Regions from separate parts of the Homo sapiens genome. Here region 2 is linked to region 1. Evidence: chromatin loops called from intact Hi-C (ENCODE). Cell type or tissue: body of pancreas. All regions are shown on one strand. Each heading gives the region's core, and the rest is flanking DNA. Links, peaks and the distances in the headings are about the cores only. Region 1 overlaps SCTR (secretin receptor). Region 2 overlaps CFAP221 (cilia and flagella associated protein 221).

What was found. Hi-C counts contacts between places; a loop is a spot of excess contacts. Peaks named below come from ENCODE experiments on the same cell type or tissue, not always from the same donor. Only the 100,000 strongest peaks of a DNase experiment are listed, where the experiment ranks them.
Region 2: it touches region 1 in a loop (2.2-fold over the local background); 4 of 110 quality-filtered maps call a loop at or near these places.

What each region holds. Positions count from the first base shown.
Region 1 is chr2:119,506,931-119,522,564 of GRCh38, forward strand. The region is part of intron 1 of SCTR (secretin receptor); the gene reads right to left. Among named protein-coding and RNA genes, the nearest start is that of SCTR, 9.7 kb to the right of the region's middle. In body of pancreas, for the core only: a CTCF peak has its summit at 10,699 (motif pointing right); a DNase peak (open chromatin) is centred at 10,691; H3K27ac peaks cover 5,339 bases; H3K27me3 peaks cover 148 bases.
Region 2 is chr2:119,586,783-119,602,416 of GRCh38, forward strand. CFAP221 (cilia and flagella associated protein 221) reads left to right here. Exons shown (of 24, transcript NM_001271049.2): 7 at 337-440; 8 at 14,436-14,595. Among named protein-coding and RNA genes, the nearest start is that of CFAP221, 50 kb to the left of the region's middle. In body of pancreas, for the core only: a CTCF peak has its summit at 5,851 (motif pointing left); no DNase peak of the experiment used is centred there; H3K27ac peaks cover 735 bases.

The sequences.
Region 1 (15,634 bases), core at 7,635-15,634:
ACTGCAGCAATGTCAATATCATGATTGTAATCTTGTACTGTCTATATATAGTTTTGCAAGATGTTACCATTGGGAGAAACTGGGCAAAAGTTACAAGAGATCTCTCTGTATTATTTCTTACAACTGCATGTTAATTTACAACTATTTCAAAATAAAAAGTTGAATTACAAAAAAAAGACAACTTAATTATCTGAGTATAAAAGAACATCTAGCTAGGTAAAGTATGTTGAGTCCATTTAACAGGATATGTTCAGGCATTACATATGATTATTTAAGGAAAGTGTTTAGCAGTACAGACTATCAACAGTAATACCGTGATGTTAAACAGGAAAATCAAGACAAACTTATATGTACAGTATGATTGTAATTATGTTAAATGTACTAATTTTTCAGAGAAAAATCTGGAAGAAAATGCATGAAAATATTATGAAAATTATCTTTTAAACCTTTTAAAATAATGTTTAAATATGCAGAGGAAGGTAGACAACCAATGTGTGTGTAGCCCTGCTATCACTAAGTGAACATGTCAACAGAGCTGCCATTTGTCAGGGGAATAGGGGAAGAACTCGTCCCCTGGCTGTCACTAGTAAGGTAGGCTGGGGACTCAGCAGCAGTTATTAGTTTAAAGAAAGAAATTATTTCTTTAAATCAAGGTTTCTGAACTAAGAGCCAAATTTGCTATGGGTGTCATATATGAAATGAAAGTCCGCATTCCATTTCCTCTTTCTCGTTCTTTTTTTTTTTTTTTTCTTTTTTTTTTTTTGAGGCAGAGTCTGGCTCTGTCGCCCAGGCTAGAATGATGCAGTGGCACGATCTTGGCTCACTGCAACCTCTGCCTCCCAGGTTCAAGCGACTCTCCTGCCTCTGCCTCCCAAGTAGGTGGGATTACAGGCACCAGCCACCACGCCCAACTAATTTTTGTATTTTTAGTAGAGATGGAGTTTCACCACATTGGCCAGGATGATCTTGATCTCTTGACCTCGTGATCTGCCCATCTCGGCCTCCCAAAGTGCTGGCTCATTCTCACTCTTACCACCCGTCTCTTTTGGCAGAGACTGTTTCCCCAGTAAATATTCTTCCCTTTCTCTAGTATAATCAAAACTTAACTAGGCAATTGGTTACCCACTTAGACACTACAGTTTCCAATTTCCTTGCAACTAAGGCGTGCCCATGAGATTAGATTCTAGCAATGGATTGGAGTGAAAAACACATGTGCAAATTCTGTCTCATGCCCTTGAAGGAAAGGGACGTGCCTCCCTCTTCTACGTGTGGATATTGCGGTGAACCATATTCAACCATGGGGATGGGAGTAACAGCCCTAAGGCTGATTGTTCTGCTGGACTAAGAGGACTAAACTTATCCTGGAGTTTGCTTCTGAACCTCCACATTCCATCATATTCTCTTTTCTAAAAATTTTCTTTTTCTTTCTTTCTTTTTCTTCTTCTTCTTCTTCTTTTTTTTTTTTTTTTTTTTTTTTTGGCAATCTCGCTCTGTTGCCCAGGCTGAAGTGTAGTGATACAATCATAGCTCACTGCAGCCTCGACCTCCCAGGCTCAAGCCATCCTCCCATCTCAGCCTCTTGAGTAGCTGGGACTACAGGCGCATACCACCACACTCAGCTAATTTTGTATTTTTTTGGTAGAGACAAGGTTTTGCCATGTTGCTCAGGCTGGTTTTGAACTTATGAGGCTCAAGTGACCCTCCTGCCTCAGCCTCCCAAAGTGCTGGGATTACAGGTGTGAGCCACTGTGCCTGGCCTAAATTAATTTTTTTCATTGATAAATAAAAACTGTATAGATTTATTATGCACATGTTGTTTTGAAATATGTATACACTGTAGAAAGGCTCTTATTGAGCTAATTAACATAGGCATTATTTCACTTTTGTGTGTGCGGTGAAAACACTTAAAATCTACTCTCTAAGCAATTTTCAAAAACACAATACATTGTTATTAACTTTAGTCATCATGTTGTACATCCATTGCGTCCTCTTGATGTTAATATACAGGAAGTAACTCAGACTTAGGAAATTTACTGCCAAGGACAGGAAAGAAGTATGCTGTAGTTACAAGTACTGGTCTCAACGCCCTATGGGGTTTATACATACATATGACTCCTATCATGGTGGGCGAGGTGTACTTCTTTGCTTGGCCTTGGCCGTGTGACCATGGTCAATGGGACGTTAGTGATTTGATGTGAGCAGAGGTTTGAAATGCTTACCTGCATTTCAGAACCTGGGGTAGCTTGCTCATCTTAGAATGAATGACAGGTGTAGAAGACTGAACCTAACCCAGGGGATGGAGCCAAGCCGGGAGAGCCCAGCCTGGATCAATCACACCCTAGCTCAACTGTAAATGCCAAGAGGGAAATAAACACTTATTGCTGCATGCCACTGAGATGTGTGCAATTGTTATGCCGCCTAGCTGACTGATACAGGGTAGGAAATAAACTCCAGGGCGGTATCAATGTGTGTGAATAGTGAATGAGGTTTCCCAAAAGTAGATGTCAATTTCCACTGTAAGAGTTGAAAGTCCTCTGGCAAAGAGGACTCTCTTGAGAGCAACAGAGCAAGGTTAGAAATGGGATAACATATCTATGATGGGAAGCCCTGTGCAAGAAGAGTTCAACTTCCTTGGCGATTTTCCTTTGGACTATAGAAACAGCAACAATGGAGGATAGTTTAACTTTTTCTTCTCATCCAACAATTCTTTTTTTTAACTGTGGTAAAATATACATAACATAAAATTTACCATTTTAACCATTTAATGTGTGCAATTCAGTGGTATTAGGTATACTCACAATGTTGTGCAACCATCCCCAGTATCCATTTCCATTACCCCGAACAGAAGCTCTGAACTCATCATTTAGCAATAACTCCACATCCCCCCATTTCCCCAGCCCCTGGTAACCTCTATTCTACTTTCTGACTCTAAGAATTTGCCTATTCTAGATACCTCACATAAATGAATCACACAGTATTGGTTTCATTGCACCTCGCTTGTTTCGCTCAGCACATTTTCAGGGTTAATCTATGTAGCAACACGTATCAGAATTTCCTTTTTTTTTTTATTTTACTTTAAGTTCTAGGGTACATGTGCACAACATGCAGGTTTGTTACATAGGTATACATGTGCCATGTTGGTTTGCTGCACCCATCAACCTGTCATCTACATTAGGAATTTCTCCTTAATGCTATCCCTCCCCCAGCCCCCTACCCCCTGACAGGCCCCGTGTATTATGTTCCTCACCCTGTGTCCATGTGTTCTCATTGTTCAACTCCCACTTATGGTTGTGAAGTGGAGCATCTCACATTTGTTTTGCCCTTGATCCTTCCTCTAAAATGTAACAAGCCAAGATAATGTGGGGGGAGGGGGTATGCCAACTAAAGAAATGTGTGGTGTCCACCAGTGTCTGTGAGACAGGAATGTCATTCTGCTGAGAGGACTGAGTCCATGTTTCCAGGTGGTGACCGGCAAAGAGGGACTGGGGTCCCCAGGGTTGCTGGGAGCGCCTGGGAAGAGCATGTGGCTCCTTGGAGCAACCACCCAGAAGATGTGGGAGATGAGAAACAAGCCCTTTTGCTATCTACATCAACCTAGAGAAGAGGGGGAGAGGCTGACATTTAGTAGCTATATGCATGTGTATATGTACACATATTGTATATATTCATTAAATTTAAAAGTATTAAATACATTTTAGTTGTAATTCACAGGAGGGACAAATGAAGATGAAAGAATTGCTGAACTTTATGTAAAATTTTCCTCAAAACAAGAGCTATTCATTTTTTTTAAATCCCTTTAAATTTTTAAAATTGAGTTTGTATAACCACACTGAGCCTTTTTTTTAAATTTGTACTAGTACCAAAGAGTATAATGACAAATAGTATTTCCCTTCCATAACCTTTACCTGCTCTCCAGGCAACCATTTTCAACTCCTTTTAGTTGTTTATTTTCATTTTTGTCTCCATGTTTTAAAATTATATTCTTGGCTGGGCATGGTGGCTCACGCCTGTAATCCCAGCACTTTGGGAGGCTGAGGCGGGCAGATCACAAGGTCAAGAGATGGAGACCATCCTGGCTACCGCGGTGAAACCCCGTCTCTACTAAAAATACAAAAAAAAAAAATTAGCCAGGCGTGATGGCGAGCACCTGTAGTCCTGGCTACTTGGGAGGCTGAGGCAGGAGAATGGTGTGAACTTGGGAGGCAGAGCTTGCAGTGAGCCCAGATAGCGCCACTGCACTCCAGCTTGGGTGAAAGAGCAATCTCTTTGAGATCTCCGTCTCAAAAAAAAAAAATTATATTCTTTTACTGTTGTTATTTCTTGGTTTTTAAATTTGAGACAGTCAAACTTCCTATTAGGGAAGAGAAAGATGAGATGTTTTAAAATCTCCCTACATATACTTCTCTCCTCATATATTACATATACTAATCTTCATTTCATTTTTAGTGAAGAATGGTCTACATTTATAATGACTTATTTTGACTAGGAAATATTGTTCGCTGCTGAGTCAAATCATGTAAAATGATTATGTGTCTTTCTTGTACATTTTGTTTTTCCTGAGGTCTATCATTATTGTTTTTTCATTGGATTAGTTTTCCATGTACATATGGCTAATTTTTCCAAGTGCTCCCACAGCTCTGTTACACATCTATCCACAGTCCTATTGGTTTTTCCTCCGGATATTTCTGTCTCAGAGTTCTCCTTCCTCTTGCTCCACCCAGGCCTGCTATCTGGCTGTGGTTTGGGGTGCCCTCTCCCTGTCTCCTGGCTGGGGTCTCATTTCCTAGGTATCATGGCTTTTTCCTTGGTTTGCTCTCATTTTGCAAAAGCACAGAATTCTCTAGTAACCTCCTAAGAAAAAGTACATGGGGGTAAATTTTTGAATCTTTGCAGAAGTGAAAATATTTTTATTAATTTGATTAATTATTAAACTAATTAACAATTTGGGTAGAAAATACTAGGCTGAAATAATTTTCCTTCCAAATTTTGAAGGCATTTCTCCTCTTCTTGTATTGTTAATAAGAAATCCAATTCTGATTCCAAATCTTTTGTATACAACTTTTTTGTTTTGTCCCTAGATATATGTAAGATTTTTCTTTGTTCTTAGGTATTTTGAAATTTCTTGAGGAAATGGTTGTTTTTAAATTTATTGATTGGATACTCAGTCAGCATTTCAATCTGAAGACTTGTGTTCTTCATTTCTGGGAATTTAAAAAATATTATGTTTTTAATTTATTATTTCCTCCCTTCATCTTTATGCTGTCTCTCTGGAATTCCCACTAGCAGAGTATCGGACGAGGTGCACTGATTCTCCAATCTTTTCATCTTTCTCTACTATTCTACCATTTTGTCTTCGTGATCTTCTTCCTCTTCCTCTTCCCCTTCCCCTTCCCCTTCCCCTTCCCCTTCCCCTTCTCCTTCTCCTTCTCCTTCTCCTTCTCCTTCTCCTTCTCCTTCTCCTTCTCCTTCTTCTTCTTTCTTTTTGAGATGGAGTCCCGCTCTATTTCCCAGGCTGGAGTGCAGTGGCGCAATCTCAGCTCACTGCATCCTCTGCCTCCCAGGCTCAACTGATTCTCCTGCCTCAGCCTCCCGAGTAGCTGGGATTACAGGTGCGTGCCACCAAGCCCAGCTAATTTTTGTATTTTTAGTAGAGACGGGGTTTCACCTTGTTGGTCAGGCTGGTCTCCAACTCCTGACCTCAGGTGATCAACCCTCCTCAGCCTCCCAAAATGCTGGGATTACAGGCGTGAGCCACCGTGCCCAGCCTTTGTGATTTTCTTTATAAAAGATTTCCTTGACATTATCTGTAGAGTTTTTTTATGAATGTTTTGTTTCATACATTTAACTTCCAAGAATCCTTTCTTACTCTGAGATGATTCCTTTTCTATAGCATCCTTTTCTAGTTTTGTGGCTCAGGCATCATTTTCACAAAGGATTTCCAAATATTAGTTGTACGTCTTAAGTTTGTCTCCTCTTGTCTACATGATCTGTTTCCTTGAGGCACTTTTCTCATGATTGTTTGCTTCCACATTGGAGGCCCTCCTCAATGTACGATCTAAGCTTGAGACAGTAACATAGTCCTTGGAAACACTGTGGACCTAAACAGCTTCTTGCCTGGTGGCCTTCACTGTAACATAACCAGGCCAAGAGGGAGCCCACTGCTGGGGTCTATGAGTGGACTCTCCTCAGTGTCTGGGGCCTTTCCAGGGTGCCACAGGATGACTTGACAGTTTCTCCTCTGCCTGCTACAGGCATTGAGGTTATTCTTTCCATACAGCTATCACTTCATCACTTTTCATTTTCCAAAGATTTCTGGAAATTTCTGCTTCATCTCTGTCTCTTGTTTTGTTCTCTTTGTATGGGTTTATACCTTTTCTATTCCTTTACTGTCATTTTAAAAGTGTTTCCAGAGACAGAGCAGATAAATATATGTGGTCAATCTGTCATCTTAAACTGAATGCCCTAAGCATATTTAAAAAAATTCCTCAAAAATTTAATAAGAGATTGTCAGAGAAAAATCACTAAATGGTACTTTTCTATATTATTTTATTATTTTTATTAACTAAACAAAAACATACATTACATATTCTTTCCTTTTTGGTTTCAGAGCCTGAGTCTAAGTCATCATTACATGGAGTTTTGGAAATATTGCTAAAATCATGTCAAAGTTTGGATTTTAAAATATTTAGACCACAAACGTTTTGTATAACTTTTGTCTTTTCCTAGAATTTTAAATCCACTTTCTTTTTTCTTGTTGATCACAAAATTCACAGGCCTTCACCTCATTAATTACACATCAGAGCTGTACTTCAAGGTTCTGAAGAGAACGGCTTTCTGTAACATTGCCTACTGTCTTCTCTGGGGTGTTCTTCAAGGAGCCCTTTGATTTTCTGAACTGAATCTTTTCTAGGGTCTTTTGCAGAACCATGGAACTGGTGCCCATCCATTGCTTTTCTGGGTAAATTCCACTTTTTAGTATCCCATAATTTTACATTGAGTTTTGGTTTTGCTACATAAAACTATGGTAATTTTTTAAAGAAGAAGTGCTTAAGTTGTAAACTGTGTGAGTCACTGCATGTCTAACAGTGTCTCTGCAGGGTGTATCACCCTTTGTCTCACTCAACACATAGTCGTGGTTGGTCCCACTGTGGTGTATAAGTTCACCTCTTGCTTGACAATTCTATGATGAACTTCCACCATCTCTTTCTTTGGGTTATTTTTCCAGATGGTAGACATGTTTTGAGGTGTCTGCTTAGCCCCTGAACCAACAACTGCCCCCTGGGAAGAACCCTTTCATGTCTAGGCTGGGTGGTTTATGCTGTGTGATCCTATCCCACTGATTAGACCAAAGGAGAAAACCTAACCAGGTGTGAGACAATCTGCCTTCCTTGGATATTTGGTGTTGGCATGGGGAGAAAGCCAATCTCTCCCATTTCCAAAGCATGCAAACTTGGAGGCTATGGAGCATCCATATACTATCCTGTAGAAAGCAACAGAAAAATCCAGTCTGCAGAGAGAAAGAATAACAAAGAAGACACAAATAAGAGAGAAAATATGTCAAGTGGGTTCTGTTAGCTATTTTGGAGTTTAATTTTGGACTCTTAAGTCAAGATGGCAAAATCTGGGAGGAGATATAATAAAAATCTTTTAAATTCTGAATAAAGGCTGGGTGCAGTGGCTCACGGCTGCAATCCTAGCACTTTGGGAGGCCAAGGCAGGTGGATCACCTGAGGTCGGGAGTTTGAGACCAGCCTGACCAACATGGAGAAACCCCGTCTCTACTAAAAATACAAAAAAATCAGCCAAGCGTGGTGGCGCATGCCTGTAATCCCAGCCACTCAGGAAGCTGAGGCAGGAGAATCTCTTGAACCCGGGAGGCAGAGGTTGCAGTGAGCCAACATCATGCCACTGCACTCCAGCCTGGCAACAGAGCTAGACTCTGTCTCAAAAGAAAAAAAAAATCTGAATAAGGTAAAGAGACTCAACATCATCTCTCTTCTCACACTTTATAATTACTTGCCTAACAACCAGAGACTGGAAAGATATCGCTTCAAGGGGGGAAAGGAAAGTAATAGTCTAATTTATACAATGAGAAATAAAAACAGGAAACTCATCATTATATAACCTATTCAAAACTCAAAATTTTAGCAAACATTTATTGGGCACCTACTATATGCTTAGCAGTCTGCCCATCACTGGTGACATGAAGGTGAATGGGACATAGATTCTGTCCTTGAAGCTCATGGTCTCCAACAGGGGCCAGAGAAGTCAATGGCCAGAGGGCCCAATGTAAGTGCTGTGAGGAATTTTAAATGGGAGTGGCATTGCCAAGTCTGCCATTATGAGAAGGAAGGAGGATGGGGTCAGAGTAGTAGTAAAGAACCCCTAGGAGATGGCTCTACCATTTAAGCAAGACGTGAGGATTGTCTTTGAAATAATTACTTTTCAGTGTCAACTTGACTGGATTAAGGGCTAACTGCATAGTTGGTAAAACACTATTTCTGGGTGTTTCTGGAGGAGATTGGCTCAGGAGTTGGTAGACTGAGTGAGGAAGATCTGCTTCAACGTGGGCAGGCACCATCCAATCGGCTGGGCACTGAATACAACAAAAAAGGCAGAGAAAGGTAAATTCACTAACTTACTCTCTCTCTTTCTCTCTCTTTCCTGGAACTGGGACACCCTTCTCCTGTCCTTGAACATCAGAATCCCAGGTTCTACAGCCTTGGATTTTAGAACTTGCACAAGTGGTCCCCCCATGGTTCCCAGGACTCTAGCTTCTGACTGAGTTCCACCATCATCTTCCCTGATTCTGAGGCGGTCAGACTCAGAACCACGTTGGCCTGAGCCATGTTGCTGGCAAGATGGAAAGGAAGGAGGTGCCCAGCACTGCATGCCTCTAAGATGTGTTGGGTATTTCCTAGTGTCTCAGTGTAACTATTCATAGTATCTCTTCTCTCTCAAAAACTGCATGGATGACCCTTGGTAGGATCCGGACTGGAAAGTATCTAGTGCATACAAATGGCCAACAGGTAAATGAAAAGCTGCTCAACATCACCAATCATGAAGGAAATGCAAATCAAAGCCGCAATGAGCCATCATCTCACACCTGTTAGGGGGGCTAATGTGGGGTGAGAACAAGTGCTAACAATGATGTGGAGAAAAGGAGACTCTTACATACTATTGGAAGAAATGTAAACTGGCTTAGCCATTATGAAAGACAGCATGGAGCTTCCTCAAAAAAATTCAAAATAGAACTAACATATGATTCAGGAATCACACTTCTGGTCATAAACCCAAAGGAAATGAAATCAGCACCTCGTAGAGGTACCTGTGCCCCCATGCTCACTGAAGCACTATTCACCATTGCCAAGATGTGGGAGCAACTTACGTGTCTCTCAACAGATGAATGGATGAAGAAACATGCTGCATATATACAATGGAATGCCAGTCAGCTTTAAAAAAGGAGATCCTATCATTAGTGACAACATGAATAAACTTGAAAGACATGGTGCTAAGTGAAATAAGCTGGTCACAGAAAGAAAAATACTGCATGATCTTACTTATATGTGGAATATTACAAAGTTGAATACAAAGCAGCAGGGAGTTGAATGGTGGTTGCCAGGGCCTGGGAGGGGGTGGGAATGGAGAGATATAGGTCAAAGGGTATGAAGTTGCAGTTACACCAGGATGAATAAGTCTAGAGATCTAATGTACAGCATGAAGACTATAGTTAATAATACTGTATCGGGCCGGGTGTGGTGGTTCACGCCTATAATCCCAGCACTTGGGGAGGCTGAGGTGGGCTGATCACCTGAGGTCGGAAGTTCAAGACCAGCCTGGCCAACATGGTGGAACCGCGTCCCCACTAAAAATACACAATTAGCCAGGCATGGTGGCGCATGCCTCTAATCCCAGCTACTCGGGAGGCTGAGGCGGGAGGATCACTTGAACCTCTTGAACCCGGGAGGCAGAGGTTGCAGTGAGCTGAGATCGCACCATTGCACTCTGGGCTGGGCAAAAAGAGCGAAATTCTGTCTCAAAAGTAATAACAATAATAATAACACTGTATCGTACACTGGAATTTTGCCATAAGAGTAGATTTCAGGTGCTCTTACCACACACACACACACATGCACACAAATGGTAACTTTGTGAAGAAACATATGTTAATTTGCTTGACTATAGTAATCACTTCACTGTGTATTTCAAAATATCATGTTGTACACTTTAAGTGCTTTTTTTTTTTTGAGACGGAGTCTCACTCTTTCACCCAGGCTGGAGTGCAGTGGCACAATCATGGCTCACTGCAGCCTCTACTTCCCTGGTTCAAGCATTCCTCCCGCCTCAACCTCCTGGGTAGCTGGGACTACAGGCACACACCACCACACCCAGCTAATTTTTAAAATTTTTTGTAGAGACAAGGTCTCCTATGTTGCCCAGGCTGGTCTTGAACTCCCAGGCTCAAGCCATCCACCTGCCTCAGCCTCCCCAAGTGCTGGGATTACAGGAGTGAGCCACCGTGCTTAGTCTACAATTTTTATTTTTTAAAAAAGATTATAAAAAAGAATCCAGTGAATGTGGCAAATCGAAGGGCACTGGTGAGGCTGGTTTCTGTGGGTGGAGCGTGGGAGCCAGGTTGCAGTGTGAGAGTGAGTGAAGTGGAGGCAATGAAGGTGGACGCGTCTTACAGGAAGCTGGCCACCAGGGGGCAGAGAGCAGAGGGCTATTTACTGCCTGGGCTGGATAGACTTGGGGAAGTTAACCAGCTGATGAGAAAAGTCAGCGGAGAGGAAGAGGGTGAAGGTTGGGTGAGATGGCTGTCATTGTGTTGTCCTGGGAAGGAAGTCGGTAGGGGTAGGAGTAGGGACAGGCTGTTGTCTGGGGAACAGCCTCTCTTCCACTTGGATGCTGTTATGGACTGAATGTGTCTCCACTAAATTCATATGTTGAAGCCCTACCCCCAGGGTGGCTGTATTTGGAGGTAGGGCCCATAAGGAGGTAATTAAGGTTAAACAGCATTGTAGTAATAGGGCCCTGATCCTATAGGATTAGTGTCCTTACAAGAAGAAATACCAGAAAGGTGTTTCCCTCCCCTCCCCTGCATCCACACACTCACTGGAAATGCCACATGAGGACAAAGTGGCCATGTGCAAGCCAGGAAGAGGGTCCCCACCAGAGACCAAACCCTTGGGGATCTTGATCTCACACTTCCAACCTCCAGAACCGCGAGATTAATTTCTTTTGTTTAAGTCCCCAAGTCTGTGGTATTTTGTTATGATAACACAGCTGACTAAGACAGACGGGAAGGAAAGGAACAGAGGGTACAATTTAGACACATCTGTAAGGGCAAGATGTTGGTTAGAAGTTCATCCAGGTAGTCTCAACTCTTGGGAAATGGAAGGTGAGCCCATCTGTTGAACATGAGAGGGAGGCGGGAGGTGAGAAATTTGAAAGACACGTGGCCATCAGGAGCACGCCTAAGAGCCTCAGGTGAGGGAAGTGGGGTGGGGCATGGCAGGATCTGGAGATGACTCTGGGAACCTCAGGAGCCTGCAGCACAATGGGCTAAGACTGCGGGACGTGATGAACCAGGGATGACCCTCCCCAAATGCCATCCTTGGAACAGACGCACAATGTAGAGGCTGGGTGGGCCCCAGGAGTCCATAGGAATGCTGAGCAGCCTTCTGTTTGTAATGTAAGCAAGTAGATAGCATCTGAGTATTGTGGTTTTACCTTGAGCTGCAGGTTGTCCCGAAGCCTGAGTGAAGGTCAGTGGTGAGAACCTACAGCTTGCTAAGAGCAGGGATGCAGAGACCAAGCTGGGGCTCACTGCAAGAGGCTGTTCTGGTGGTGGAGCTCGAATCCCAGATATTAAATCTAGGCTTTCAGCAAGGGGGTGCCAGGAAGAGAGGCTATGTCCTCCCTTGTCATGGTAGGAAATCTGGGGACTTCCCAACCTGGGTGGGGATCATGAGGACAGGGTGAGGTTGGGAAGTTCTGCGGGAACTCCAAAGGGTGACGATGCCAAAGCAGGTGGACTCCCCCTTTTTTTTTGAGACGGAGTTTTGCTCTTGCTGCCCAGACTGGAGTACAATGGCATGATCTCAGCTGACTGCAACCTCCGCCTCCCAAGTTCAAGCGATTCTCCTGCCTCAGCTTCCCGAGTAGCTGAGATTACAGGCCACCACGCCCAGCTAATTTTTTTGTACTTTTAGTAAAGACAGGGTTTCTCCATGTTGGTCGGACTGGTCTCAGACTGGTCTCAAACTCCCGATCTCAGGTGATCCACCCGCCTCGGCCTCCCAAAGTTCTGGGATTACAGGCATGGGCCACCGCGCTCCGCCTAAGTGGACTCCCCTAAACTGTTTGGGAACTGGTATCTCCTCCTGTTGGATTTTGTGACCCCATGCTCATTTCTGGGCCCCTCAATAAATGCTGTGTGTAACTCAGTATTTTTTTATGTTTCACAAATTGATTAGTTTAAATGAAAATTAATGCTATTTTGAAGTTTGGGAGATAATTTTATGACAGCTCCTTGGGCACCAGAAACCCGGAACAGGCCTCTCTTTTGGAGCAGATGCATGTGCTGGTTAAGAAGCTCTGCGGTGGCTCACGCCTGTAATCCCAGCACTTTGGGAGGCCAAGGTGGGTGGATCACGAGGTCAGGAGTTCAAGACAAGCCTGGCCAATGTGGTGAAACCCCATCTCTACTAAAAAATACAAAAATTAGCCAGACATTGTGGTGCATGCCTGTAGTCCCAGCTACTCAGGAGGCTGAGGCAGGAGAATCGCTTGAACCTGGGAGACGGAGGTTGCAGTGAGCCAAGATCTCGCCACTGCACTCCAGCCTAGGTGACAGAGTGAGATGAGACTCTGTCTCAAAAAAAAAAAAAAAAAGAAAAAAAGAAAAGAAAAACAAAGAAAAAAAAAAGAAAAAAAAACAAAAAAGAAGTTCCAGGTTTAAGGTCTCATGTCACCATGTCCAGCTGGGTGGCCTTAAGCAAATGGCTTCACATCTATCCAAGTGTCAGTTTCCTCATCTGCACCATGGGGCTAATAACTGTTGAAGTGAGTGTTAGTGTTAGGAGGGACTCAGCAGAGTGTCTGGTAGAAAATAAGAGTCAATTAAAGGAGCCTTCATCATCCTTCACTTATTAACTTCAGGGATAATAAAAATCTCAAAAGAAATCCACAAATACTTCTTCAGAAAACTAGAAAGTGTTTTTCCAGGTACACAAAAAAAATCCCCAGTGACCCTCTCTGAAAAGTCATCAATAATCAGCTCCCAGGCTGGGCATGGTGGCTCATACCCATAATCCCAACACTTTGGGAGTCTAAGGCAGGAGGATCACTTGAGCCCAGGAGTTCAGGACCAACCTGGGAGACATGGTGAGACCCATCTCTAAAAAAATTAAAAAATTAGATGGGGATGGTGGCAGGTGTCTGTAGTTTCAGCTGCTTGGGAGGCTGAGGTGGGAAGATCACTTGAGCCAGGAAGTTCAAGGCTGCAGTGAGCCATAATCGCACCATTGCACTCCAGCCCGGGCAACAGGGTAATTACCAGCTCTGCAGGCAACGCTTGCAGGCCTTTCTAAGGTTCTGCTCACTGTGCAGCCACAGGGCTTGTCAGCTTCTGGATCCAGATGCATGACCGGACAGGGCAGCGACCACCATGTACTGAAGGCTTCCATGTGCCAGAGCCTGTACTTGGAATTTTTATATTTCTTAGCCATCAACTGAGGAGGGATGGAGATAGGAGGGAAAAAGATGGGAAGGGAGGGTGGAATAGATCAAGGAAACATTCTCCACAGAAGTCCTTTGTCCAGTTTGGAAACTGGTTTTCATCAGGCACACCTGTTTCCATCCTCTGACTCAGATGCCGTATCACCAACCCCACTGCCCCAAACCCAATGTGAAATGAATACCTATTGTTAGCCCTATCTGTGTATCTGTCCTGAAACATGACAACCTTTAAGGCAACGGTTCTCAAGCAGGGGCGATTTTGCCCTTCCTACCCCCAGAAAAAATTTGGCAATGTCTAGAGATACATTTTCTGTTGTCACAGCTTTGGAGTGATCATGGGCTTCTAGAGGGCAGAGGTCCATGATGCTGCTAGACATTGTACAATGCACAGGACAGCTCTCAGAAGAGAGAATTATCTGGCTCCAAATGTCAGTAGTGTGAAGAAACTCTGCTTGAAGGAAAAACCAGCCCCACACACCTCACTTAACTCACTAAGGTTAACAAATTGGCAGTTTGCCAAATGTCATGGATTAAAAAGCCCTACCTTGAGTGACTCTTTCTCTACAGCCTGACACATTTCTGTACAATTTAGCAAGTAAGGAGTGCTTTCAAGAGGTGATTCTTCCTTATTTGTTGCTGCATCAGCATGATTTCATTCAGTCATCCATGCATTCATTCAACAAACACTCACTGAGCTCCTTCTTACACTGTGACAGACTCTAGGGATGAAAGATGAACAAGATGAGTCTCCATGTTCAAGTTCAAAGTGTGCATATTGGGGTTTGGGGGACAGATGTGTTAGTAAATAATTACAGTAATGTTCCAGGTAAAAGTTCTCATGAGATGTATGGGGGTGGGGCCGCAGAGGGGGCTGTGATCAGTATTTCTTATAGGGAGGCCTCAGAAAACTGCCCCATTCGGCCACTTTTTGGGTTTCACTTACAAGGGTCACTTCTGACGCCTCCCTATATGGAGTAGAGGGAGAGCGGTAATAAGCAATTTGGCCTCACTGACCCCCCTCCATTGGGAAGATGCCTATAATCTCCCTCAAGGGGGAGCTTCAAATGAATAAAAAATTATTTGAACACACTTAGATTTCAAAATCAAATGTGTGACCACCCAGAGTCAAACAGAAGGAAAGCAGGGCTCCAGAGGCTGGGAAATATTCCAACCAAAGTAGGTCAGTTCCACTCCTATTTATTACAGGAGTTCTCAGCCAAGAAGTGTGAGATCTAAGGTCTACAGAAGCCGTAAAATAACCCAAGGACCACGACTTATACACAGGAAACCATCTTGTGATTATGTAAGGCAGTAATGCACATTTGAAAATACAAGGGACCGCCGGGCGCGGTGGTTCATGCCTCTAATCGCAGCACTTTGGGAGGCCGAGGCAGGCAGGTCACCTGAGGTCAGGAGTTTCAGACCAGCCTGACCAACATGGAGAAATCCCATCTCTACTAAAAATACAAAAAATTGGCCGAGCATGGTGGCACATGCCTGTAATCCCAGCTACTTGGGAGGCTGAGGCAGGAGAATCCCTTGAACCTGGGAGGCGGAGGTTACAGTAAGCCAAGATCGCGCCACTGCGCTCCAGCCTGGGCAACAAGAGTGAAACTCTGTCTCAAAAGAAAAAAAAAAAAGAAAAAGAAAAAGGAAATACAAGGGGTATAAAAGACAGAGCCCTGGATGGTTGGGAATCAAGAGATCTGGGTGCTAACCTTAGTGGGTTAAGTGGGGTATGTGGGGCGAGTAGAGCTGCTAGTCCCGGCTCTACTACTAACTTGCTGATCTCGGGCAGCTCCCTTCTCTCTGAGAGTCTCAGTGTGCTCATTTTTAAAATGAGGGATTGGGACCATAGCATAATGAAGCATCCTTCCAAGGTACACTGAAG
Region 2 (15,634 bases), core at 2,448-10,447, 75 kb after region 1:
GGACAGTGGGGTGAGGAGTATGGATACCCAGCACAATCGACTACATTAAATCATGGTTCTGCCACTAACTATGTCACCTTGTGTGGAACACTTACCCTCTCTTGTGCCTCAGTTTCCTCTTCTGTAAGTGGGGATAATCACGGCACCACCTCATAGGATTAAAATAGTTAATACATGGGAAATGCATGGGGTTACTCCTGGCACACAGGAAGTGCCAGATCAGCATTGGCAGTCATCATTGTTTATTACGTAACTTGAGTCTCCATTCCTTGCTACCAAAAGAACCAGTTATAAAGAAAAATAATATTTTTATTTTCTTTTTTGTTTGTTTTGCAGCAAAACTTATGTTATTCCTTTGCAGTGCAGCTGCCCTGTAGATTTTGAGTTTTATATCACCTTGATTCAGTCTCATCAAGCCTTTGCTATTGAGCCAACATCAGGTAAGGAGTGTCAAGATTTCAAGTTCTAAAAACAAGAATAAGCTGCATTCAAACGTTATATTTTCAAACACATATCAGTGATGAATTTTACACATAACTGACCTGATGTAAAATGGAATTGGACACGTCAGAATAACGACACTTTGGGATCATTTGTATCATGCAGATAATTTTTAATAATGTTCAGGTAAGTTTCTTCCATGATCGAAACTTGAAATCAGAAATTGATCCATTCCAATGCTAAGTTTGGCTCCTGGTACATCCTTGGTTTTGTATCCACCTTATAATTCAATTTCAGATAAAATAGGAATCTTCTTTCTTCCAGAGCTTTCAGAATCTTAGTGAAGGGTCTGATGAATTTGTCTCATTTGTGGTGTAGACAGTATGTTTTTGCATGCCCCAGAGGACATAGATCACTAGGCTGCTAAGGACATTTGAAAGTGAGATTTTACACCTAAAGTAATCTCTGCTTCCCAGTTCCTGTCTCTTGATATTTAGGTTTGGGATTTAAGTATCTGTCCACAGTGGTCTACTGTGGTCTACTGTGGACAGATATTTAAAATTGTTAAATTTAAACAATTTAACAATTGCTAAAATGGTTTTAAGTCCGGGTATTCATTTGTTTACAACTCTTTCAGTACTGCAAGTACATATTTTGTCCAACAAATGAGTGTTTAAAGCAGAAACTGTGAATTAATTCTCAATTATGAAATGTACTTAGATTATTTTCTAGAGGACCAGGAGCCATTCTGAGATTTTGTAAAATATAGGGTAACCACTGTTTATATTGCAAAAAACAGGACTTGATTCTCTTTTCAGAGAGAAGAGGTTTATTGTTTTCAGCTGTGTGGGCCTAAAAATGAAGGGAAAATAAATGGTCACTAAAATTATACTAAACAAGATAATATTTCAGATGTTAAGTATAGTTGATATTCTCACAGTAGGTCTTTCTGTGGGTCCCTGCCCCTCTGATGGTCCATAATTCTATTAAGTTCCATGGGCTGAAGGGACCACTACAATTTCTGAGCAGTCATGATGGGAGCCGTTTTAGACAGGTCAGCGTGCAGGTTTACAGGTATGACTGAGGTGGGTACAGACAGGAGTCCAGGAATTCGTAGTGTTGGAATGAACTCACATGGGACTTGAGATCTTGAAATGAGCTGACATCAGTAGCCAGGAAAAGGAAGAAAAGCTCAATAGCTTATGGCCTAGCCATACTTCTCTAAAAAACTGTGACCTAAGACTCAGAATATTAATTTACCCAGTGGGTTTTGAAACACAACCTATTCAAAATCAGGGTACTATATAGATAATAAAATACAGCATTAAGCAGAATTGACTGACAACTATGTATGACACACTTAAAAAAATCATGCAGGCCTTTCCCTCCGTGCTCAGATTATAAAATGCAGGGCCACATAATTCAGACAAATGCATGATACATGAGATACTTTGTCTGATTCATCAGGTAAGAGATTGTGGTTGTTTTGGTACTTTGTTTATTACTTAATATTTTAAATTTGTCCTTTAAGTGAAATTAAATTGAATATACCAGTTTGGAGTTGAGAGAGAGGGGAGTGCTAGGGACATACACTTGGATGTCACTGGGTGTTATACATTTGTACAGCCATGGGACTGGACACGAGGTCACCTTGGGAGTGAGTGTGGATAGAGAAGTGGACCGAGGGCCACTCAGACACTCAGACGATAGCAAGGGGAGGTGGATCCAGGAACAAAGAAAGACCAAGGAAGAAAATCAGGAAAGTGCAGTGCAGAAGAGGAGAATGAAGGAGAGAGGGAAGCCCTGCAAGCCAGGGCTCTTGGACTTTGGGACCCGTCTTTTGCTGGTTTGAATGACCTGCATTGTGTGGATGGTGTTGCAGATGTGGCATTCCAAACTGGTCTCATGGGCTCTGCCCTTCAGCCTCCTCGGTAGCTATTTTGTGAATCTCAGGTCATCGTTGCTCCACCAGTCTCAGGAACGTTCTTGGTTTGGTTTCCCACTTTGATGGTGTATCAGTACATTGTTGGCTGTTATACTTTTGAGGTTCCAGAATTCCACCTGCAGTGAAGAAAGCCTTGGCTGCATGGAGAGTGAGTGCAGCTCAGGCAATCTTTGTGCTTACTGGTCTCCTGACTTGCCAGGCATCTGGCTTGACTTGGAGGCCATACAGCTGGACAGTCTTGGATGGCTTTTTGGCCACAAGGCATTATTGCCTCCGTTTTACAAACTGGGTTCAGATAGACTAAGAAACTGGGCTAATTTTACACAGTTAGCATGTGTATTTGTAGACACTGTTTCAAGCACGTGTTTGGTAACTTATTTCTAAAAGACTTGGGACATCCCTAGTCTGTTAGGTTATGAAGCCATATCTTCTCTAGGAACTAGAAGCATCATCTACGCACACCTTCCAGGCATTTTATGCTGAAGTTTGCCAAATGAAAAAACAATTTGAATCAAGCTATTAATAATTCTATTTATAAGGTATGCCCTCAACTTTAACTCAACTGGCCATCCTTAAGATGCAGGTGGGCTCTGTAGCCGTCAAAAGCTGGACCTGCTGTTGTTGGGGGCCAAGATATTCCTGAGGCTGGAGAAAATGAATAAAGGATTTTATGACCTTCCTGTACTGCTGACAAGAAATCATATGCAACCAAAACTTCAAGAACACTCTGTTGATAATTTTGGAAGAGCCAGCAATGCACGACTTTGGCCAAGATATTTTTTTTTCCGTGAAATCTGAAGAGAAGTATTGACCAAGATCTTATTAGCATCGGAGATCAGGCAAATGCCACAAAAAAATTGTTGAACTTGTCTACTTGTCACTATTTTGTGATCCTGGACATTCCCTTGTTGTCACAAATGCTAGGGAAGAATGCATCTAACTCATATAAATGGTAAATTATAGCATTAAGTGGCTGGCTAAGCAAGAGTTCCTTGGGGGCTGTTGCTTAGAGTTCTTATATAAAGTTTCAATAAGTTCATTCTCTTTTTTTAATTATAAGAAAAATATAAGCCACTTACAAATAATTTTATATTTTGCATTTTCTTCTGAAAGGCACATTTTTTACAACTTTATATCAGTTTGGGAGTAAACCCAGAACCTCTGCCCTTGCCTTGGCCTCAAACCACTTTTTGGTTCTAGACATTACCTGGGGGCCACCAATCCAGCAGGAAGCACCTTCTAGCAAAGAATGAATCCCCATCCTCCAGCATGAGCACAAGGACACCAAGCGCACTGTACCCTGCCTGTTGAGGTTCAAGGCACTTTCATGCAGCACCTGCTCTGGGCAGCCTGTCTGGACTTGCCGCTAGTCCAATCATCCCATCTCAGCTGGGCTCAGCCATACTCTTGGCCATACCTGCCACTGTGCTGTCCACACACCAGCATTCACCCACTTACATTTCAAAAGGGAGCATATGCTGGTTCCTTTTTGCATCTTTTTTCTCCAAAGGCCCCTTGGCCCCTGGCTGAGGTAGTTTATCACATAATAAGCCCTACCTGCAGGGTCCAGCAGCCTTTGGGATTCCAGAGCAGAGCCATTACATCCACAAGGGAAAATAATGAGGGGAGGTTTCCCCTACTTCTCCTCCCTGCCTCACTGTACTCCTGCGGACAGGTGAGACAGAAGACCCCCAAACCCCAGCACAAACTGTGCGGGGTACAGATCAGGATTGTCAAAGGGAGGGTGAGACCAGATCTCCAGCACACAGCGCAGGCCCCCATAAAATGCTTCTTGCTGGTAGTTAAGACCATGATGAACAGCCTTATCTCAGAAAACACATAGTGGCTATATGACTGCTTACAGAAATGAAAACATGCAGGCCTTTGGCAAGGTTCACTTCCAAGAAGTGATGGAAATTAGTGAGATAACCGGCAGAGGGCCTCTGATAATGATAAACTTCCAGGTCAGCAAATGGAGGAACAGCTGGGGGCCATATGCAGGGTTGGAAAAGAGTCCTTACCAGAGGTAAAATAGAGAGATCAAACCTTTAAAAGATTTTCCAAAGCACCAAACCCAATAGTGAGGAAGGGAGAATAATTAGGGATAGTTAATATATGAGATGCAAATGAGTTCCCTAGCTTTTAGAGGACGTAGGTAATTAATAATGACACACTGAAGAAGTCAGGAAAAGCTGGACAGACAGGTGGCAATTTTCTGTCACATTGGTAGCAATGGTCAGTTTTACCTGGTGCTCAATATACCCTTGATGGGTGGCAGTGGTTGCACACAGCGTGGCTGGCATGATGTTCATAATTGCTTCTATTTACTAATTGTTAGCCGCATGCCAGGTGCTGTGCTAAGCACATCACATGCACCATCTCATTGAATTCTATAACCCTGTCCAAGAGGACCATTTGATGGGCTGTCATTCTGGGCTGCTTGAGCTCAGTTGACCACAGCAGCAGTCAGTGAACTTGACCCAGAGGACAATGCCTGTATCTTAATGAAACTCTTACCTCACACCTCTACTGCCCATACAGAAGTGCTTGTTCCAGCAAGGCCAGGAAGAAGTCAGATGGTTTGGCTCAGCCTCTCACCCTGCTGGGAAAGCCAGTCTTCCAGGAGGCTGGAAGAGAATGTGGCTTTCGTGATCGACAGCAGGCACTTCTGCGGGTCCCACAACACTGGTCTGGGGTAGGTGCTGTGCCAGAAAACAGGCAACAGCAACAATGGGAAAAAAAGAGCCACTCCAGGTGTAAAGTATAGAAGAAATGAGGTTCAGCAAATAAAAATATTTCTTTAAAAATGGCTTTATAAAAAATGAAATGTGTTTATTATATAAATATTAAAACACTGAAGAAAAGTACCAAATCCAAGTTGAAAAAACATTACCGAGAATCTCATCACTCCAGAAATATCATGAACATTTATCCCTGCAGACACCTCTCTGTGCCTATGTACAAAGAGGAGAAAGAGGGAGGCTGGAGGCATACGATGATGCAGAGACACGGAAAACTACAAGAAAACTTGGATCATATGATATGTAAAAATGATGTTACTTGATATTGACTGAAGAAAAACAAGTGAAGCTAAAAGGAATTGGTGAACTTCCTTGGTATATGCAATATTCATTCCTAAAATTTGTTGCTAAAATTAAGAAAAGAGATAATGAAGGCATTAAGAGGTCAGAGCCACTGTCTTCTTCAACTGTGTGCCTCACCTTCAGCTGGAATCTTGGCCATGGAAAATGGGAAACAGCATGCATGTACTTTCTCCCTCCCCTCTTAGAACTCCCGGCTTTGTCGTACCCTTCTATGTTGTCTATAGCATTTATATTCTCTTTTGTGACCATGAATGCTGTAGCTATTTAGTTCCTATTGAAATGGAGCCACAGATTTCACCTCTGTTCTTTATTCCATGTTCCCTACATTCACAAATTCTTCACTTCAGTTTTTCTGGCTGTCTGGATGCTGTCACCTAGTGGCTTGTTAACCAGAGGCTCCTGGGGCTGCATGCCTCCATGCTCGCATGTTTGACAGTGTCTCTCTGCTGTCTGCAATCTTGAAAGACAACCTGGTGAGGTCTAACAGTCTTGGTTTCCAACTTGGTCTATCTCAGAACTTAGTAGACCTTGCTGATCGTCCCCGGCTTTGGCTTTGCTAGGAATTTGGAGGCTGGGCTGAGTTGTTCCCCACTGAAGGTGAATTCTGGATGCCCTCAGAAATTTTCTTTTTAGTCTTGAGGTTAAGCAGTTCACCAGGATATGTATTGGTGTTGTTCTGCATCATTTTTGTCCCCTGGAAAATGGCATGTCCTTTTGATCTGGAGAAAAATGACTTGTTATTTTGGGAAATGTTTCAACTAGTAAAACCTTGAATGTTTTCATGTTCTATTTGCTTTGTTCTCTTCCTCAGGAATACCAATTATGTGTGTATGTTGGTTCTCCTTTGCCTTCAGTATCTATTATCTGCTTTAAAATAATTTCATTTTGTGTGGATTTCTCATTCCTACCTGCCACATCCTTACCTGTGTTTTCAGTGTGTGTGTATGTGTGTGCATGTATGTGGTATTTGCATGAGTGTGGTGTATACATATGAGTGTGTGTTTATTGTTGTTCCTTTGCTGATGTTTCCACCTCAGTGCTTGTGTTAGTCTGTGTCTTGCTATAAAGGAATATCTGAAGCTTGGTAATTTATTTTTTAAAAAAGAGGTTTAATTGGGTCTGTAGGATGTACAGGAAGCATGGTGCTGGCATCTGCTCCTAGTGAGGCCTCAGGAAGCTTCCAACTATGGTAGAAGGCAAAGGGAGAGTAGGCGGTATCAGATGGTGAGAGAGGGAGCAAGAGAGAGGTGGGGAGGTGCCAGGTTCTTTAAACACCAGCTCTCTTGGCCGGGCATGGTGGCTTACGCCTGTAATCCCAGCACTTTGGGAGGCCGAGGAGGGCGGATCACGAGGTCAGGAGATCGAGACCATCCTGGCTAACACAGTGAAACCCTGTCTCTACTAAAAATACAAAAAATTAGCCAGGCGTAGTGACGGGCGCCTATAGTCCCAGCTACCGGGAGGCTGAGGCAGGAGAATGGCGTGAACCTGGGAGGCGGAGCTTGCAGTGAGCTGAGATGGCACCACTGCACTCCTGCCTGGGCAACAGAGCGAGACTCAGTCTCAAAAAAAAAACAAAACGAAACAACAACAACAAAAAAAACCCCACCAGCTCTCATGTGAACTCAGTGCAAGAACTCACTCATCAGTAAGAGATGGTGCTCAGCCATTCATAAGGCATCCACCCACATGACCCAACACCTTCCACCAGGCCCCACCTCCAACAGTGGGAACCACATTTCAACATGAGATTTGCAGGGGACAAACATCCAAACCATAGCATACAGTTCCTTTTCTTTTTCCATGTGTCTCCTGAGCTCCACCAGTTCTCTTTTCGTCTCCTTTGAGTGTGTTCTTACATTGCTTTCTTGAATTCTGGTGACTATTCCTGTGATGAGGCATACTGTCTGTTTTCTTTAAGACTCTGATGAACTACTTGTGTCCTGAGGTTGTCCTCTTTTTCATGTGTATTTTTTTTTTTTGAAACAGAGTCTTGCTCTGTTGCCAGGCTGGAGTGCAGTGGCATGATCTTGGCTCACTGCAACCTCTGCCTCCCAGGTTCAAGCGATCCTCCTGCCTCAGCCCCCTGAGTAGCTGAGACCACAGGTGTGCACCAACACGCCCGGCTAATTTTTTTTTGTTATTGTATATTTAGTAGAGATGGGGTTTCACCATATTGTTCAGGCTGGTCTTGAACTTCTGACCTCATGATCCACCCTCGTCAGCCTCCCAAAGTGCTGGGATTACAGGTGTGAGCCACTGCACCCAGTCATCATGTGTATTCTTTATGTGATTTTCTTTCTGTTCCTCTCCTCCTTCAAAAAGTATTAATTTTTAGTTTTGCAGTTTATATGCACAGCACCTGTGGTGTTCTATTCAGCACTCTACTCAATGTTGAATACAGTCTGCCACCAGCAAAAGAATAATGTGGAAGAAGGGATAATAATTTGAATAGCTAATGCTTACATCGTGCTTACCATGTGCCAGACACTACACTGGATGCATAAACTCATTTAATACCCCAGCAACTCTTATGAAGTAGATTCCATTATTCTGTCCACTTTGCTGATGAGGAAGCTGAGGCATGGAGTGTTATGTAGGTTGCATGAGGGCACAAAGTTGGGAAGCAGCAGAGCTGGGGTTGCAATGCAGAGAACCCAGCCCCACAGTCTGTGTATTCAAGCCCTCTGAGAGAACATCTCCCATCTCTGCTCAGTGGTCACAAGGGCTGGTGGCTCCCAGGAGAGTCACCTGTCCTGTGTGCTGCTGTACAGTGGTCACGACTCTCCTCCCTCCCTACCAGGTCACTTTCAGCGCCTTCTGAACTGGGTCCAAGGTCACAGACAGTGGGCATGGTGTGGCAGCCTAGCTGCTTCTTCAGCCCCCTCCCCTGCTGGTCTGTGATGCTGGGGTTTGGTCTCTTTTATCTCTGTCCCTGCTCAAGGCCCAGGCAGACTCCTACATTTTGTCACTTTAACCAAAGAGTAGTTAGAGACTTTTCCAGGGCTGTGACTCTTACTTTAGGAGAAATCTGCACCTCTTGGTTCTCGGCATGCTCCCATGTCTCAGTTTACAGGACTTGGTAGTCAGGCTTTTTGTTTGTGCTTTAGGATTATAGCCACTTCCCTATTTAATAGATTTTTTTTCCTTACCATTTTTACCCTTCTTTTCCTTATTGTTTTGTGATTTTTGAAGAAGGGTAGTTGAGCTGAAGCTTTACTTCACTATCTTTTGCCAGAAATGCTCTGCGCTTGGTTTCTGCCGGGCTCACCTCCTCCCTGTGGTCTTACATACTTCATCTGTCCATTCATTCCATAAGTAACTACTGAGCGCCTGCTGGGCATCAGACACTGGTATAGGCATTGGGTACTGCAGAGAGCAAGACAGACCTGGTCCCTGCTGTGTTGGAGCAGAGATGCCAGTCGGGGGAGACAGGCAGGCCTGCAAACAAAAGACATTGTCCAGAGCAAAAATGGTGGTGAGAAAAATAAGACATGGTGATGTGACCAGGTGACTGCTCTCAACTTGGTGGTCGAGAAGAGCTTCTTGGAGGAAAAGTCATGTCAGCTTAGACCCAGTTAACAAAAAGGCACCAGACTTGGGAAGAGGGTTTCAAGCAGAGGAAGCAACCCACACAGGGCTGCAAGGCTGGAACAGGCTCGGCAATGGTCACATTCAAGGGAAAGACGAGAGCCCATTGTGGCCAGGGTGTGTGAGCAAGGGGAGCAGTGTGCAAGGCCTATTGGAGAGGCCTGCAGGGGTTCGAGGAGGGTGGGTATTAGGATTGGGTTCTGAGTGGGATGGGAGTCTACTGGAGAGTTTGAAGCAGAGGGTGACATGGCCTGATGCATATTTTAAAAAGTCTCTTTGGCTCCTGAGGGGAATGCAGGTTGGAGTAGCACAAGGTGGGCACAGGCCTCCCCCTCAGGAAGGAGCTGAGGTTGGCTCGGATGGGTGGTGACCTTGGAGATGGTGAGGGACAGATGATGGAGTGAATGGGCTCCAGCAGTGGGTGGCTAGGGGGTGCGCTGCACTTCCTGCAGCTCCTAGAGCAGGCTCTGAAGCCCCTCCAGTCGCCCTGCCCTCCATGGGTGCTGTCTCCGCGATGTTAGGCACCAATGCCTGTGTGCTGCACACATTGCTCCTGGCCAGCAGCTTATATACTTGATGGAAAAGGAATTCCTGGCCTGGGATCCTCCCCAGCATCCTCTACTCAGACTCCTTCTCCACATCCCCCCATCAGTACAGGCACAGCCCTCAGGTTGTCTGGTGTTGCAGCTGAGGTCTGCATTTTGGATATTTGATGAACAGGGATGAAACAGAAAGTTAGTAGATTCCAAAAGACTTAATTTTACCACTTATTTCGAGTTCCAGTCAAAAAAGCTTGCGGGAGGGAGAAAGGAATAAAAGATTAAAATAAGTACTAGGGATTGTTAGCGTCTCAGTATGCACACCACACGTGTCTTCATCTGCTATGGCTGAGCAGGGGTTGTTCTTCCTGGGAAATTTAGACATGAACAGTATCCAAAAGCCCTCAGGGCTTCTCTTTCACCTCTTCATGATAATGTCCAGGCCTGTGTTTTAAAATAGACCTTGTAGAGGCCACTGAGTCCTTGTCTTCTGAGCTGTGGATCGCCTGCACTTGGCACTTTTGTGGAGCAAAAGGAAGACCTAGTGCTTTGGGACGCTCATCCCAGTGATTTGGCATCATGAGGCAATTGCCTCTTCCTGTGTAAGAACTCAAGCGGGTCAAGTGTAAGTTTTTCAAAGAAATATTTCTTCTTTCTGATATTTTAAAGACAATTTAATACACAATAAATTGTTTCTTGTTTTATTTAGCATAAGGATTGAGAAGGCCACATTTATAGGACACACACTATGTACCAAGCACTATCCCAGACCCTGTACATTATTTTCTCCTTTAAGCCTTGTCTCATTTTACAGATGAGAAAACTGAGCCTCAGCTAAGGTAGCCAAGCGGAGTTACACAATTCATGTATAATCAAGCAAGGTCTAAGTCAGGGTCTGTGTGGTCCTGGGGCCTCTCTGTTGCCCACACTCCCTGGGCAGCAGCAGAGGCTGGGGAGTGTTGCCACTGTGAGTGGGATGGTAGCCCTCCTTTCTATAATCCAGTGAATCGAAAGCATTGCTAGAATGTGGATGATTTTAAAGCTAAATAGCTATTAATTTCCCAACATTAGCTTTGAGAGATCGAGTTGTTTACCCAAAGTCACCAAGCTAGAGGAACCCTAAATCTTGGAATATTAAAACCAATACTTAGAATGTTACCAGTAGAGGGTGTCCAGGTTCTTGGCGTTTTGAACAAGGAATTGGACAAAATACACAAAGCAAGGAAATAATGAGCCAAGAAAAGCAGAAATTTACCGAAAAACGAAAGCGTACTCCACAGGGTGGGAGCCGGTGAGCATAGGGCCTCAAGAGCTCTGTTATAGAATTTTCTGGGGTTTAAATACCCTCTAGAGGTTTCCCATTGGTTACTTGATGTACACCCTATGTAAATGAAGGAGTGACCCCCAATCAGAGGCTGAAGTTACAAACTTAGACTCCTATGCTTTGGTTGCTTTCTGCAATCAATCAGAGATACTTTCAATTTTCCATCTAACGCACAGAAAATGTGGGGGTTTTACAAAGGGAGTAGCCTCCAGTCCTTCTGTTGCTTAGGTGTGGAGAGTTGGGGTTTTCTTTCTGATTTAGTTCTAGGAGGTCAGCGTGAATCGGCCTTAGGTTCCTTGTCTCCAGACTCTTTTCTGCCTCAATAACACCTTAAGTATGTGGCTCGAATGGCTCTATGACAATTTAGGGAGAGTGATCTGTACTTTTTGAGATCTTTGAAGAAAAAATTATTTTAAAATTAAATAATTTTACAGTGTTAGTACAATGTTGTAGTAACACTGTCTGGACATGGGAAAGAAGAAATTTTTTTTAATGTTCCCCATCCTGGGCCTCACTGCCATAACAAGTAATGTGCTTTTGTTTTTCTGTCTCCTTTTAATAACTTTTCATACTTTTGCACATGCTTTATATAATTGTAGTCCAAGTGAAGACACAGTGGTATTTCCTCATGACTTCATTTATTTCACTATATTATTTTTCAGTGCTGTTACTTTTTCTTTATGATACCCATCGTATTGATAAACTAGGGTGTTCTTAGCCTTCAGTTGATTTCTGAGTTTTTTCCTCTTCTCTTTGTCTCTGCTCACCACCCTCCATGTCCTGTGATTCCACATTACCCCTGGTTATGTTAAGGGTGGTGATCTGAAATTGACCAGATGAAATTGGCCTGGAGCATAAGAGAGCAATTTGGGGTGGGGGTTGCCCTTCTCACTTTAAAAGCATGAAACATACTCTCCTTTGTGCCACTGTTAGTTTTGGCTGAGCAGTAAGCTGTAACTCCTTGGCACGCCTTTTACAGCTGCTAACATTTGACGATCTGCTGCTCCCTGTGTTAACTGGCATCCCTGTTAATGGAAAAAGCAGTGTACTCTGGTTGCCTAGACTACACCTTCACAGTGTGCTTTATGTATTAGGTCTGAGCTGGCAGCACTTAAAAATAAATCAGCCGGGTCAAGGCAAACATTAATCCTTGCTTCCAGAGCTTGTCTTTATTTTTTTAAGTTAATGAGCTAGAGCAGAAGCAATAGAATGCTTTTATTTTAGAGCCCCGGGTCAATTTATGGGTTAAAGGGGGCTATTTTCTGACCAAGTGGGTGGTCAAAGTATTGAAGCCCCACACATGATGGAGAGTCACAGTTTCTATCCAGCTGGTCTTAGGTTGGCTGATGGACCCAAGGTCTTTTGCTGATTCCCTCCTCCCTGCAGTGGATTCTAAGGTCACTAGTGGGTATCATTGAAAGAGTTTGACTTCTGCTCTCAGGAAATTGACGAAGACCTATTTCTAAAGCACTGTGCTGGGGATCCAGGAAGATATAAAAGGTATGGGGCTGGTGTCTGCCTTATGAGCTTGATACCTAGTTGGGAGACAGGGAAATTTTGAAAGGTAACACATCAAGGGAACGCGAGTTCAGTAGGGCTGACTGAAGGTTCCTGTGGAGGGAGAGGCATAGGGAGTTTGGTGTAATATATAGGTTGATATAGGCTTTTAAGTTTGGGTTCATTCACTCATTCAACAAGAATTTATTGTGCTGGGAATGCAGTAATGAGCAGGTGCCTGCTTTCCTAAAATTTACACTCTAACTAGGAGAAGGCAGATGGTAAATGCAATAATTTCCGGGAGTAGGATGAAGCTAAAAGAAAATCTGGAGAGAGTTCTTCAGGCCTAGGGAATTGCAAGTGCTGAGCCAGTGCACAGTGCAGAGCCAGCAGGAGCCAATGAAAAGGGATTAGAGCCAAGGCCCTTTCGTTCTCATACTCCTGCTCCCACCTCTCCTCACAAGGGGGGCCTTTCCTTTCCACCCACTTGCTTCCCCCTGCCTGTTGGTATTCATGTCTTGACTTTGTATTTTATGTTCATTTGTTTATTTATTTATGTTTTGCTGTCCCCCACTAGAATGTAAACTGTGAGATCTGGGATTTGTTTTGTTTATTGCTCTAACTTTAGTGCCTAAAACAGTGCCTGGCACACTTATTAAGTGCTTATTAAGTAAGCACTTAATAAGCACATGAATGGGTGAAGGAAAGGCCCATGTGGTTGGGCGCAGGGAGAAGGGAGGGTAGCACAAGATTCAGGAAGTGAATGGATGCAAAGGAGGGCATGTTTGGGGGGACTGTGCGAGGCCTCTGCAGGGACAGTGGGAGGACCAGATGCACAAGGGCAGACGGTCTCATCTAGAAAGCAAACCTAAGAGCCTTCAGTGGAAGTCAGAACATTCGTCCTCCAGTTTACATTCTAGTTGGGGACAGCAATAAGTAAATAAATAAATAACATTGATCCTCCCTTTCTTCGCTTTTTCTCTCCACATTTGTTAGCACTTACTATGTTCCAAGCCCTGTTGGCACCAGAGATACAAAAGAGGAATTAGGCACAGTGTGATATTTGACTCTGGGGAGAATAACAGTCCATCCTAAAGATTTGAAAAGAAAGAATCAAATTATACAAAGAAAGAACTGAATTATTTGAACACAAACTTGTATGTGCGTTCCTAGCTTTTCCTGTTGCTTACAGCATTAATATTGACATCTGGTAATTTGCTTACAGATGATAGTTCTGGGAATTCATGTCTGAATCGCTAATGCAGATTGATGTGTATATATTTGTAGAAGTGACACAATCAAATAATTATTGTAAAGGATTAATATAGTAATTAATAAATAAGATCAATGTAAACATGCAGAAGTTGATTCACATGTATTTAATGAAAAAGCTACATAAGGATAATAGAAAGACTGTGTTTGTGCTTAGCATGGGAAGAATGTACAGTTGACCCTTGAACAGCATGGATTTGAATTTCATGAGCCCACTTATATTCAGATTTTTTTCAGTAAAAGTTAAACCGACTGTGCCTGCCTCTTCTTCCACCTCTTCCACCTCTTCTGCCTCTACCACCCTTGAGACAGCAAGATCAATCCCTCCTCTTCCTCCTCCTCAGCCTATTCAACACGAAGACAAAGAGAATGAAGACCTTTGTGATGATCCACTTCCACTTAATGAATAACAAATATATTTTCTCTTCCTTATCATTTCCATAATGACATTTTCTTTTATCTGGTTTATAGTAAATAATACATATAACATATACAATATGTGTTAATTGACTGTTTATGTTATCTTTAAGGCTTCTGGTCAACTGTAGGCTATTAAGTTTTTGGGAAGCCAAAAGTTATGTGTGGATTTTCAATTGTGTGGGGAGTCAGTGCCCCTAATCTCCACATTGTCAGAGGGTCAGCCATATTTGTGTGTGTGTCAGCATGTGACTGGACTTGGCAAGAAGAGAGGGTATCACATTTTCTCATTTCTTTCCTCTCAGGAATAATTCCGGCTAATGGGAAGATGACTGTGACTATTAAGTTTACACCCTTTCAGTATGGGACTGCACAAATAAAAATGCAGTTATGGATTTCGCAGTTCAACTCTCAACCATACGAATGTGTCTTCACCGGAACATGCTATCCCAACATGGCCTTACCGTATGGCGTCTTTGCAGTGTTTTTGTTTATTTTTAACCCTTTTTTGAAAATCCAAGTCTTCCTTTCTTCCATTCTGTCTTTCTTGTAAAAGAATGTCATCAAAAACTTATTTAAAATGATGAGCCAACATAAGATATACTGTAAAACATAACAGAAATATAGAATATATCTATGCTAGTAGCAAGAGTTGCTTCTGACAAGAAGGGAAGAAACAAGAAAAAGGGATTTTTGAAGGACATGTTTTTTCACTGATCACTACTGGTGCACTGTTGGAATTTTTTTACCATATGCATGTCTTATTGCCTAGTCGAAAATTTAAACAATAGGGCCAGAACAACATAACTGTTTTTAAGGTTTCCATATAGCATTTTAATTAATTGAGTCCCTGCTGTTTGCAGTGCCCATTGCAAAGCTCAGTGGGAAATGGCCCACAACCTCAAGAGACCAAAATAAGTCATATAACAAGTGATTTCACATGAGGCAGTGACAGAAATGTCTGAAAAACAGAAATGTTTGAAAAACACGGGAGGTTTTCAAAGCACCATCAGACTTCAAGTCAGAGTAAAGATGTGAAATGGGATTAAGTTGTGCTTCATAACAAATCCTTTCTGAACTTCCATTTCCATTTGAATATGAGCTTGTACTTTTACATGTCAGTACCTCTGGTTAACATCATGATTTTTTTCTTATACCCAAGATTTTTATATAAACGTTAAAAGTTGCTGGGTATGGTGACTCGCGCCTATAATCCCAGCACTTTGGGAGGCTGAGACGGGTGGATCACCTGAGGTCAGGCTTTCAAGACCAGCCTGGCCAACAGGGTGAAACCCTGTCTCTACTAAAAATACAAAAATTACCTTGACGTGGCATCCTGTCTGTAATCCCAGCTACTTGGGAGGCTGAAGCAGAATCGCTTGAACCTGGGAGGCAGAGGTTGCAGTGAGCCGAGATCACGCCACGGCACTCCAGCCTGGGTGCCAGAGCGAGACATCATCTCAAACAAACAAACAAACAAAAAAGTTGTCACAGTATAAATACC